Regions from separate parts of the Homo sapiens genome. Here regions 2 and 3 are each linked to region 1. The links are chromatin contacts, found by Hi-C or POLR2A ChIA-PET in ENCODE. All regions are on one chromosome and are shown on one strand. Each heading gives the region's core, a stretch centred on a gene start or an enhancer-like site at or near the end of the contact. The rest is flanking DNA. Distances are from core to core; before and after follow the strand shown.

What was found. A loop is a pair of places that touch in the nucleus more often than their neighbours do. ChIA-PET counts read pairs that join two places held with the same protein, here RNA polymerase II (POLR2A). Pooled maps may share reads with other maps.
Region 2: a loop to region 1 is called in a map of PC-9, with 6 times the contacts of the local background. The contact joins the promoter of C1D here to the enhancer-like site in region 1. A Hi-C loop is called at or near these places in 3 of 168 maps with a recorded cell type or tissue (GM12878 and PC-9), 11 of 37 single-sample maps with no recorded cell type and 12 of 50 pooled maps. POLR2A ChIA-PET finds 5 or more read pairs at or near these places in 1 of 52 experiments (MCF 10A).
Region 3: a pooled map shows a loop between it and region 1 (3-fold over the local background). The contact joins two enhancer-like sites. A Hi-C loop is called at or near these places in 3 of 50 pooled maps. POLR2A ChIA-PET finds 5 or more read pairs at or near these places in 3 of 52 experiments (CD4-positive, alpha-beta T cell, OCI-LY7 and PC-9).

The regions. Positions count from the first base shown.
Region 1 is chr2:68,439,861-68,442,778 of GRCh38, forward strand. No RefSeq gene overlaps it. Among named protein-coding and RNA genes, the nearest start is that of FBXO48, 26 kb to the right of the region's middle. RefSeq lists enhancers at 1,561-1,610, 1,701-1,750 and a silencer at 1,941-2,180. Within about 2 kb of position 1,496, at least 9 of the 41 ENCODE cell types and tissues checked have a DNase peak (open chromatin) inside an H3K27ac peak, as active enhancers do.
Region 2 is chr2:68,061,446-68,064,363 of GRCh38, forward strand. It overlaps C1D (C1D nuclear receptor corepressor), which reads right to left and starts at 1,559. Exons shown (of 5, transcript NM_173177.3): 1 at 1,513-1,559. RefSeq lists enhancers at 1,127-2,326, 1,248-1,657, 1,410-1,910.
Region 3 is chr2:68,714,135-68,717,052 of GRCh38, forward strand. It overlaps a transcript of ARHGAP25 not described here. Among named protein-coding and RNA genes, the nearest start is that of ARHGAP25, 19 kb to the right of the region's middle. RefSeq lists enhancers at 803-1,097, 1,366-1,445. Within about 2 kb of position 1,382, at least 14 of the 41 ENCODE cell types and tissues checked have a DNase peak (open chromatin) inside an H3K27ac peak, as active enhancers do.

The DNA of each region.
Region 1 (2,918 bases), core at 246-2,745:
AAGAGCTATAACTAAAAAATTAAAGTAACAGATTAAGGTAGAAAATTATGGTAAAATTTAGAAAAAGATTAAAAGGATAAAATATACAGTGTAAAGTCAAGAATAGACCACGTGAAAAGTAAAAATGCTAGACCCATAAGATTTAGAAAGGTAAAATCACGACAAACCTAAAATAAGCTGAAGGATAAACAGAGAGAACAAAAATAGAGAGGTGACAAAAGACTAAAGGAGGAATTACATACAATCAAAATGTTAAAACTTGCTAAAATTTAACTCTAAATCCCCAAGCATTTATGGAATAAAGGTCTGGAAAAATAAGCTCCCATTACTTAAGAAGAAACAAAGCTGACAAGCCACATGACTTACTAAGAGCAGCCTCTGAGCCTACACAACCCTCATGGGTTGGGGGCTCCAGTCGGGTTTCTTGAGGGCAGTGCAGGGGGGCCTGAATTGCCAGGGTATGTGTATTAGTCTGTTCTCATGCTGCTGATAAAGACATACCCTAGACTGGGTAATTTATACAGGAAAATGCATGTAATGGACTTATAGTTCCACATGGTTGGGGAGGCCTCACAGACCTGGTGGAAGGCAAGGAGGAGCAAGTCACATCTTATGTGGATGGCGGCAGATAAAAAGAGAGCTTGTGCAGGGCAACTCCCATTTTAAAAACTATCAGCTCTCGTAAGGCCTGTTCACTATTATGAGAACAGCATGGGAAAGACCTGCCCCCATAATTCAATCATCTGTCACTGTGTCCCTCCGACAACATGTGGGAATTATGGGAGCTACAAGATGAGATTCAGGTGGGGATACAGAGCCAAACCAGATCAGCGCGTGACCTCTCATGTATCTGTTTAATGCCAACAGCAAGCCTGCTGGTCAACAGCAAGCAGAGCTCATATCTGCTATGTCAACAGCAATTCCAAGGAAGGGAATTCCTCCAAAGGTTGTTGGCAGGATAGCTTCTGTATAGTAAGCACTCAACTATTATTGTTATCTATGGACATTAATCTTGAGTGTTGACTTTTGAATCAAAAATACATTGTACTTTGGGCAGGGTCAGGAAAGTAGAATCCAAAAGTAAGTCATATTGAGATAAAATTATACACCATACTTGGGTACATTTTACTTTCCATTTTGAGGTGTGGATACTGTGTGTGTGTGTGTGTGTGTGTGTGTGTGTGTGTGTGTGTGTACTAAAGCACATAATCCAGGAGATGAATTTCAAAATTTCCATGTGATAGGTTTATTTTTAAATGAAATGAAATTTTGGATGTGAATTTTGGTTACTTTGCTCAACTCCCCAAGGCCTCTGGCTCATTCTTTCTGCCTATGCGAGTTTTCAGAGGGAAAGAATAAAAACATAATCTTAGAAATGTTCTCATCCCCAGGTGAACTCCTTTTACAGTCTTTTCACACAAGAGACTAGAATTTATTCACAATGTTAGTAAAAGGGTGAGAAATTTCTTTACACTTAACCCAACCTCAGAGCTCATATCTGCTATGTCAACAGAATATACTCACACCTACAGCTTGGTTTCACAGAGCTACAGAGTCAGTGGAAATGCCAGGCTGAAGTTTTGGAGAACAAATCCGTATGAAATAATATCCCTGTGGCAAAATACAGAATAATGACTTGGGCCTTTGTGGATAAAATACGCAAAAGCTGAATTTAAGTGTTCTTAATTGGATCTTTGAAGGTTCAGATAGAAACCTAGGGGGTGGCCTGTTGGCCAGGCCAGGTCTGAAGGGTGGAGTGGGAAGAGAAGTCTCTTCATTGGAGTATTATGTTCCCTGATATCTTATATTTCTAGCAGAAGAGGCTTTTTGTCATTTTGGGGCTATACTCTATGTTCTCTCTGGGGAAACACCCTACTCCATTTTCAGTCCAACCCTCCCACCTGGTTTGGGCAGGACTAGTTTCAGTTCTGTCATTTGCAACTAAAAGGGTACAGACAAATTCTGACTTTTGAGGTTTTGCAATCAGCCAACAGGGCTGCAATGGGGAACTAGCTGCTCCCACTCAAGCGCTTTGACTGGGCTTTAATAGAAGTATTGCGCCCTCTGCTGGCAGAGGATTAGCATTGACCAGATCTCAAGGACGATGTGACAGAAAGCATTTTAGAGCCAGTCCTGGAGTCAAGGTCTTTCTCCTCCATATGCAAGCTGTTTTGCTTTGCTTAAGTAATGTTACTTCTATAAGTCTGCATTTTTGTATCTTAAAAATATTAATGTCAGAAACTACCTTTCAAGACTCTTTGATGAGTACATAAATGGCCATGTGAAAAGTACTTAATCGTTGAAAGATACTATTATAAGACAGTTTTGGCGAAGAAAGTCAGACTGTTTATCAAGTTTTTTCATGGTTCTAAAATATGATATTCAATGTTATTGGTTCTCTGGAGCTGAGAAAACATACATACATTGTATCAACTGAAGAAACTATTGTTATAGAATGTAGAGTACTAATATTAGTAAAGTTCTTAGAAATTTTCAGGTGAGAAATGTATAACAAATCAGATATGCCAAAAAGTCCCTTTATAAAATTTAATATACATTTCCAGTAGAAGTATTAGATAAAATAGACATTAATGGGTTTTCCTTTAACATGATTTTATATATGTATGAGAGACAGAGACACAGGAGAGAGGGAGGGAGAGAGAGAGAAAGAGAAAGAGAATATTATAATGGAGTAATACTAGAATACTGGAAACATTCCCACTAAGGCAAGAAACAAGGTAAAAATGTCTGCCATCTCCATTACTATTTAACATCATATTGGAGACATTAGTATACTAGTTAAAAAATTGGGGCATAAGACTTGGAAAAGTAGTTAAACTCTCTCCATTTGCAGTTGATATGACAGTATATCTGGAAAACCCAATAGAATAAATGATGACTCTAAATGAACAAAAGAC
Region 2 (2,918 bases), core at 309-2,808, 380 kb before region 1:
GAGATGAACAATTACATTAAATTAAATTCACTTCTATTCAAAGTTTAATTCAAAGCATTTCCAAAATTACAGCAATCAAGCAGCAAAATTACCTTCCAAAACATATGGAAGTTGATTATTACAATTATCTTATTTCTGAAATAAGAGTATATAGTGTTGTTGCACAGATTAAATAAACTAGATAAAAGCCATTAGAACGGGGCCTGGCTCAGTTAGCACTCAATACATTAGATAGTATTTTACTAAAAGTGAAAATTACCAAATACTCTAATCCAATGTGAACTATTTAGAGCCATGCTTGAAGGGTCAACTTTGGAAACAGTAGCTGAGATAATACATATGAAGAGCCATTTGAAAAGGTAAAAGCAGTTAAGAAAAAAATTACATTACTTTTGAACTGTGATACATACAACACAGCTAACTGAAGGCAGCTGTAGTATCTTTTGACTGAGAATTTTATTTTGAAAAACCGTTATTCACACTTGTCACTATCTTTCAACAAAACAATGAGTTCTATCATTTCCACCAAACACAAACATTTCTCTGTACTTCAATAGGGCTAATCTGTTGTTTTTGAATCAAAAATACAGAGTTAAATAACTAAAAGTATAACTGGATTGTTTGTAACACAAAGGATAAGTGCCTGAAGGGATGGATACCCCATTTTCCATGTGATTCTTACATATTGCATGCCTGTATCAAAACATCTCGTGTACCCCATAAATATATACACCTATGTACCCACAAAATTTTTAAATTTAATTTTTTAAAAAATCACGGTTAAGTCTTGGTTCAGTCCACCATCAGACAGTCCTAATAGGTTAATAAGTGGATAGCAAACATCTCATTGCGACAAATACATCTTTATCAAGCCAAAACTGAACTGTAGTCAGCAAACATTGAGGACATTAAAGCTATTTTGAAACAAGTTTGAGTTACACTGAACTTATCCGGGTCATCAAGAAAAACTGCTCTCTTGGATTACCCACTACAGATTTCAGCTAAAGGTCGAAATTAGCCCACTATCTCAGATGAGCTAATACTGCAGCAGCAGGCAGTCTGTGAATGTGAATGATAAACGGAGCTAACACAGTAAAGTTACTCCCCTAGACGTTCCACTTTAGCCTCTCTCCCTAAGCAAGATTGAAAACAGCTGAAAATTGTGAAGACTTCAATGTTTTTTGATTTTTGTTTTTAATTTCTTCGTCTTCCAAGATTTGAGAAGGGGGTGGTTAACAAACGAAGAAAAAGAGAGAGACCGGAGCAAAAGAGAGAAATGAGGGGCCGGGGTAAGCCAAAGCCTGCAAGCAGCCCCAAAACAAGCGGAAGTGGGGGACCTGCCAACAATGCTGCCCCAACGAAGAGCTGTGAGAGACTGCATTCCTGGAAGGCTACGCAGCCAAACTCCGATTTTCTCAGTCTGCCCAGAGGATGACAGGGGAATCCCAGGAGAGGAAAAGCGGAGTTAAACAGGAGCAGGAGAAAAACTGAAACTACACCTTAGAAAAATACCTCACGGCCTTCGACTCCAGTCTCCCGGAAAGCGGTCGGGCAACGATGACGACAATGACGCGCCGGCTCTGCCCCCGCCACGAGCGGCGCTTCCCGATGATCTCACGCTGCTCGCCACGCCCCCTGCTCCTTAACTCTTCTCCAAAGGCAAATCTCATTTTGAGTAGCTCAGACCCATGTTGTGGGAGACGATTGCGGCGGCACTCGGAACTTTTGTCTACCTTTGTACCCGGCTAACACTCACCCCAAATACAGGTTGAGTGTATTTAACCAGGAAAAAAATCTTAGTTATCGAAACTTTGTTCGGGTTTTTACTTTCCCAGAAGCTTTTTTCAGGGCCCTCATTCTTTCTACCCTTTTATTGTCTGCCTCTAGATGAGCCTCTTAGAGCAGCTTCCCAGATTATCCGTGGGGAAGAACAGGTTCTTTATTAGATTATCCGTGGGGAAGAATGGGTTCTTTATTTTTCCAATCTGTCAGTAAAAGGTACTTCTATAAAATACAGTAAAAATGAATTAGTAGAAAAATGGGGAAAATATGTGCAAAATACAAGCCCAAATTTTTTATTAGTTTCAAATAAATGTAAAATTGCATTTCAATGTATGCAATCAGAACAAACATAATAGAAAATAAAGGCATTAACAGAAACTGTACATACTGTTCATTGAAAGTGTAGTATAAGCGATTGAGCATTGTCTTAACATTTGTAACTTGTCATTCCACGGCTGTAATTTGATAAAAAGTTATGCATGAAACAGTTGTCCGTATATTAAATGCATGTAAAAGCATTTTGAACAAGCACCATGTATGTAATATTTAAAGTTTTGGGGGAGGTTCCAAAGTGGCCGAATAGGAACAGCTCCAGTCTACAGCTCCCAGCATGAGCAACGCAGAAGATGGGTGATTTCTGCATTTCCAACTGAGGTACCGGGTTCATCTCACTGGGGCTTCTCAGACACTGGGTGCAGCCCACAGAGCAGGGCGAGGCATGACCTCACCCGGGAAGCACAAGGGATCAGGGAATTCCCTTTCTTAGCAAAGGGAAGCCATGATAGACGGTACCTGGAAAATTGGGACACTCCCATCCTAATACTGTGCTTTTCCAACGGTCTTAGCAAACGGCACACCAGAAGATTATATCCCGTGACTGGCTCAGAGGGTCCCACGCCCACGGAGCCTGGCTCACTGCTACCACAGCAGTCTGAGATCAAACTGCAAGGCAGCAGCGAGGCTGGGGGAGGGGCGTCTGCCATTGCTGAGGCTTAAGTAGATAAACAAAGTGGCCAGGAAGCTTGAACTGGGTGGAGCCCATCGCAGCTCAAGGAGGCCTGCCTGCCTCTGTAGACCCCACCTCTGGGGGCAAGGCATAGCTGAACAAAAGGCAGCAGAAAGTTCTGCAGACTTAA
Region 3 (2,918 bases), core at 132-2,631, 270 kb after region 1:
TAGGCTATTAATTACTGCCTCAATTTCAGAACTTATTGTTCTATTCAGGGATTTGACTTCTTCCTGGTTTAGTCTTGGGAGGGTGTATGTGTCCAGGAATTTATCCATTTCTTCTAGATTTTCTAGTTTATTTGCATAGAGGTGTTTATAGTATTCTCTGATGGTAGTTTGTATTTCTGTGGGATCAGTGGTGATATCCCCTTTTTCATTTTTTATTGCATCTATTTGATTTTTCTCTCTTTTCTTCTTTATTAGTCTGGTTAGTGGTCTATGTATTTTGTTAATCTTTTCAAAAAACCAGCTCCTGGATTCACTGATTTGTTGAAGGGTTTCTCCTGTATCTATCTCTTTCTTCTGCTCTGATCTTAGTTATTTCTTGTCTTCTGCTAGCTTTTGAATGCGTTTGCTCTTGCTTCTCTAGTTCTTTTAATTGTGATGTTTAGGGTGCCAATTTTAGATCTTTCCTGCTTTCTCCTTTGGGCATTTAGTGCTATACATTTCCCTCTAAACACTACTTTATCCGTGTCCCAGAGATTCTGGTATGTTGTGTCTTTGTTCTCTTTGGTTTCAAATACCTTATTTATTTCTGCCTTAATTTCGTTATTTACCCAGTAGTCATTCAGGAGCAGGCACAGCCTTCATCCTGATACACAGAAATGCCTGGTTGGAGAAGGGCAAAAAGTTGAAAATATTCCTTAGTAGAAAAAAAATGTGCACTAAAAAGTATTTTTTATTAAAATACGGAAGGAAAGAAAAATACAATGGGTTCAGATGGGCATATGACAATAATAAAATGTCTCACTTCCCTTCCTCCCCTTCTCTCCCAGCACTCCCCTGAGGTTGCCACTTTTGGACATTTCTGCTTTTAGCTCTTCTGGTGGTTAGAATCATGACTTCCCTGACTGAGAGGCATGACTAGCCCTGAGCATGAGGGTGGGGCTTGTGCGCTGGAAGGCTTAACTTGAACCTTGTGAGCAGGAAGTCAGGCTAGAACCACTCCTAAAGTGCCTGGGGAGGATGGGACTTTTCACTGTTGGTTGCTTCCTCAAATCCAGTGGTTCTCGAACTGGAATCCTCAGCACTGCCTGAAAAGTTGGTAGAAATGCAAATTCTTGGGCCCTACCCCAGACTTATGGAATCAGAACCTTTGGAGGTGGCGCCCAGCAACCCATGTGCTATTTTAACAAATTCTCCAGGCCATTCTGATGCCTGCTCAAGTTTGAGAAGCCCCGTTCTAAGACAGCCAATCAAACAACCAAACACCACCACCAACAACAACAAAGAGACAAAACTCATTTCTTCTTCCAGTGATTGGTTTGGGGTGGGCACGTGACCCTGCTCTGGCTAATGCAGTGCAATGGGAGGCTTGTTTAGGGGCTTCCGGGAGGCGGTCGTGCTCTTGAAAAAGATGCTTGGGAAGAGTAAGAGGCATTGCACCGGGTGCTTTCCCGTGTAGGTGAGAGGCATGGGGCTGCTACTGCCATCTTGTGGACACACTGAGTGGAGGAGGTGAACCGAGGGAAGAACCTGGATGCCTGAGGAATGAATGCCAGAGCCCCAAGAGTAACCATCTGGGAGCCATCCTACTGTGGACTTCTTGTATGATATGTATTATTTTTTAAAGTTAAGAACATGTTGAGTTTGGTTTAGCAGTGAGGCACCCGAACACAGTTCCATTCTGGAACTGTATCTCCTCCCAGACATAGATAAGTGGCTGCCAAGAACAGCTCTCTGGGTAGGCTGGGCCATAAAAGCCACTATTACATGAACAGGTGAGGGCGGTTGGGAGGAGAAATGAATCTACTTCACTCTTTATTCCATAGGTATTTTCAGTCGTTTTCACACCTGCCATTTCTGAGTCCGGGGCCCTTCTGGCGCCCTGCCCTCTTTCATCCTTCTCTGGGCCATGTTCTGAGCTGTTGTTCCCTCTGCTAATGTTACTTCCTGAGTGTAATTCCATCCACTGACAGGCTTCCAGAAGTTAATGAAAATCCTTGGCCTGCCCATCCTTTCCTGTGCCCGCCATTCTTCCTATCTTCCTTACTGCCATCTATTTGGGGAAAGCAGAGAGATAAAGGAGTGTTTGGCTTGCCAACTTGAATGGGAAGGCCCAGATTGTTTCATTGTTTGCTTTTACTGAGACTTGGTTATCATTCTCCCTTTTCAAAAGAAGAAAGAAAGATGAAATAGTGGAGGAGGAGAGCTGCCCAGCAAGATTCCCTCTGGGACATCCATGTAACCCTCTTGGAACATACGCTAATGCTATGGAAATGATTCTTAACTCTTCATTTTGTGGCTTCTTCCAAAATGCAGACCATTCAAGGTAGATGGGGACACTGTGGTGAGTCAACTTGATGGGGAGGGGCTCTCAGAGCTCCTGAGTTTGCCCTAGATTATATCTATCCTTCCCTGAAGCTTGGGTGGACATCTTTCTCTCTAAGAAGATGAAGAACATGGGTCCCTTTGCCTTCATAAGTTTGTGAAACTGAAATTTCAGTTGTCCAGCACAAGCAGATTGAGAATGTATATACATCGTTTTATTCAAACCTTCAACCACATGATGTTATCTTGAGGTAGCACTTACACTGGTGAGAAACCACCGTGGGATCTTAGGGTCATCTCAGATAGGCGTCCTTATTCTACTGTATAAGTTTTCTGAACCAAACTTCCTTCATTGTGACATGGTTTTGCCACAGCTGGTCGTTCTCTTTACTCTTTGATCCTGGTTGAACGATTCATGTAGATTCTATCTCTCTTTAAATGTCAGAATGTGACATTCAATATTTTTCGCAGTATTTGTTTTATGTGTATTCCTTAATGTTTCTGTTTTAGTTAAATACAGTCACACATCATTTAACAATGAAGATATGTTCTGAGAAATAGGTTGTTAGGTGATTTCAGGTGATTTCATTGTGCAA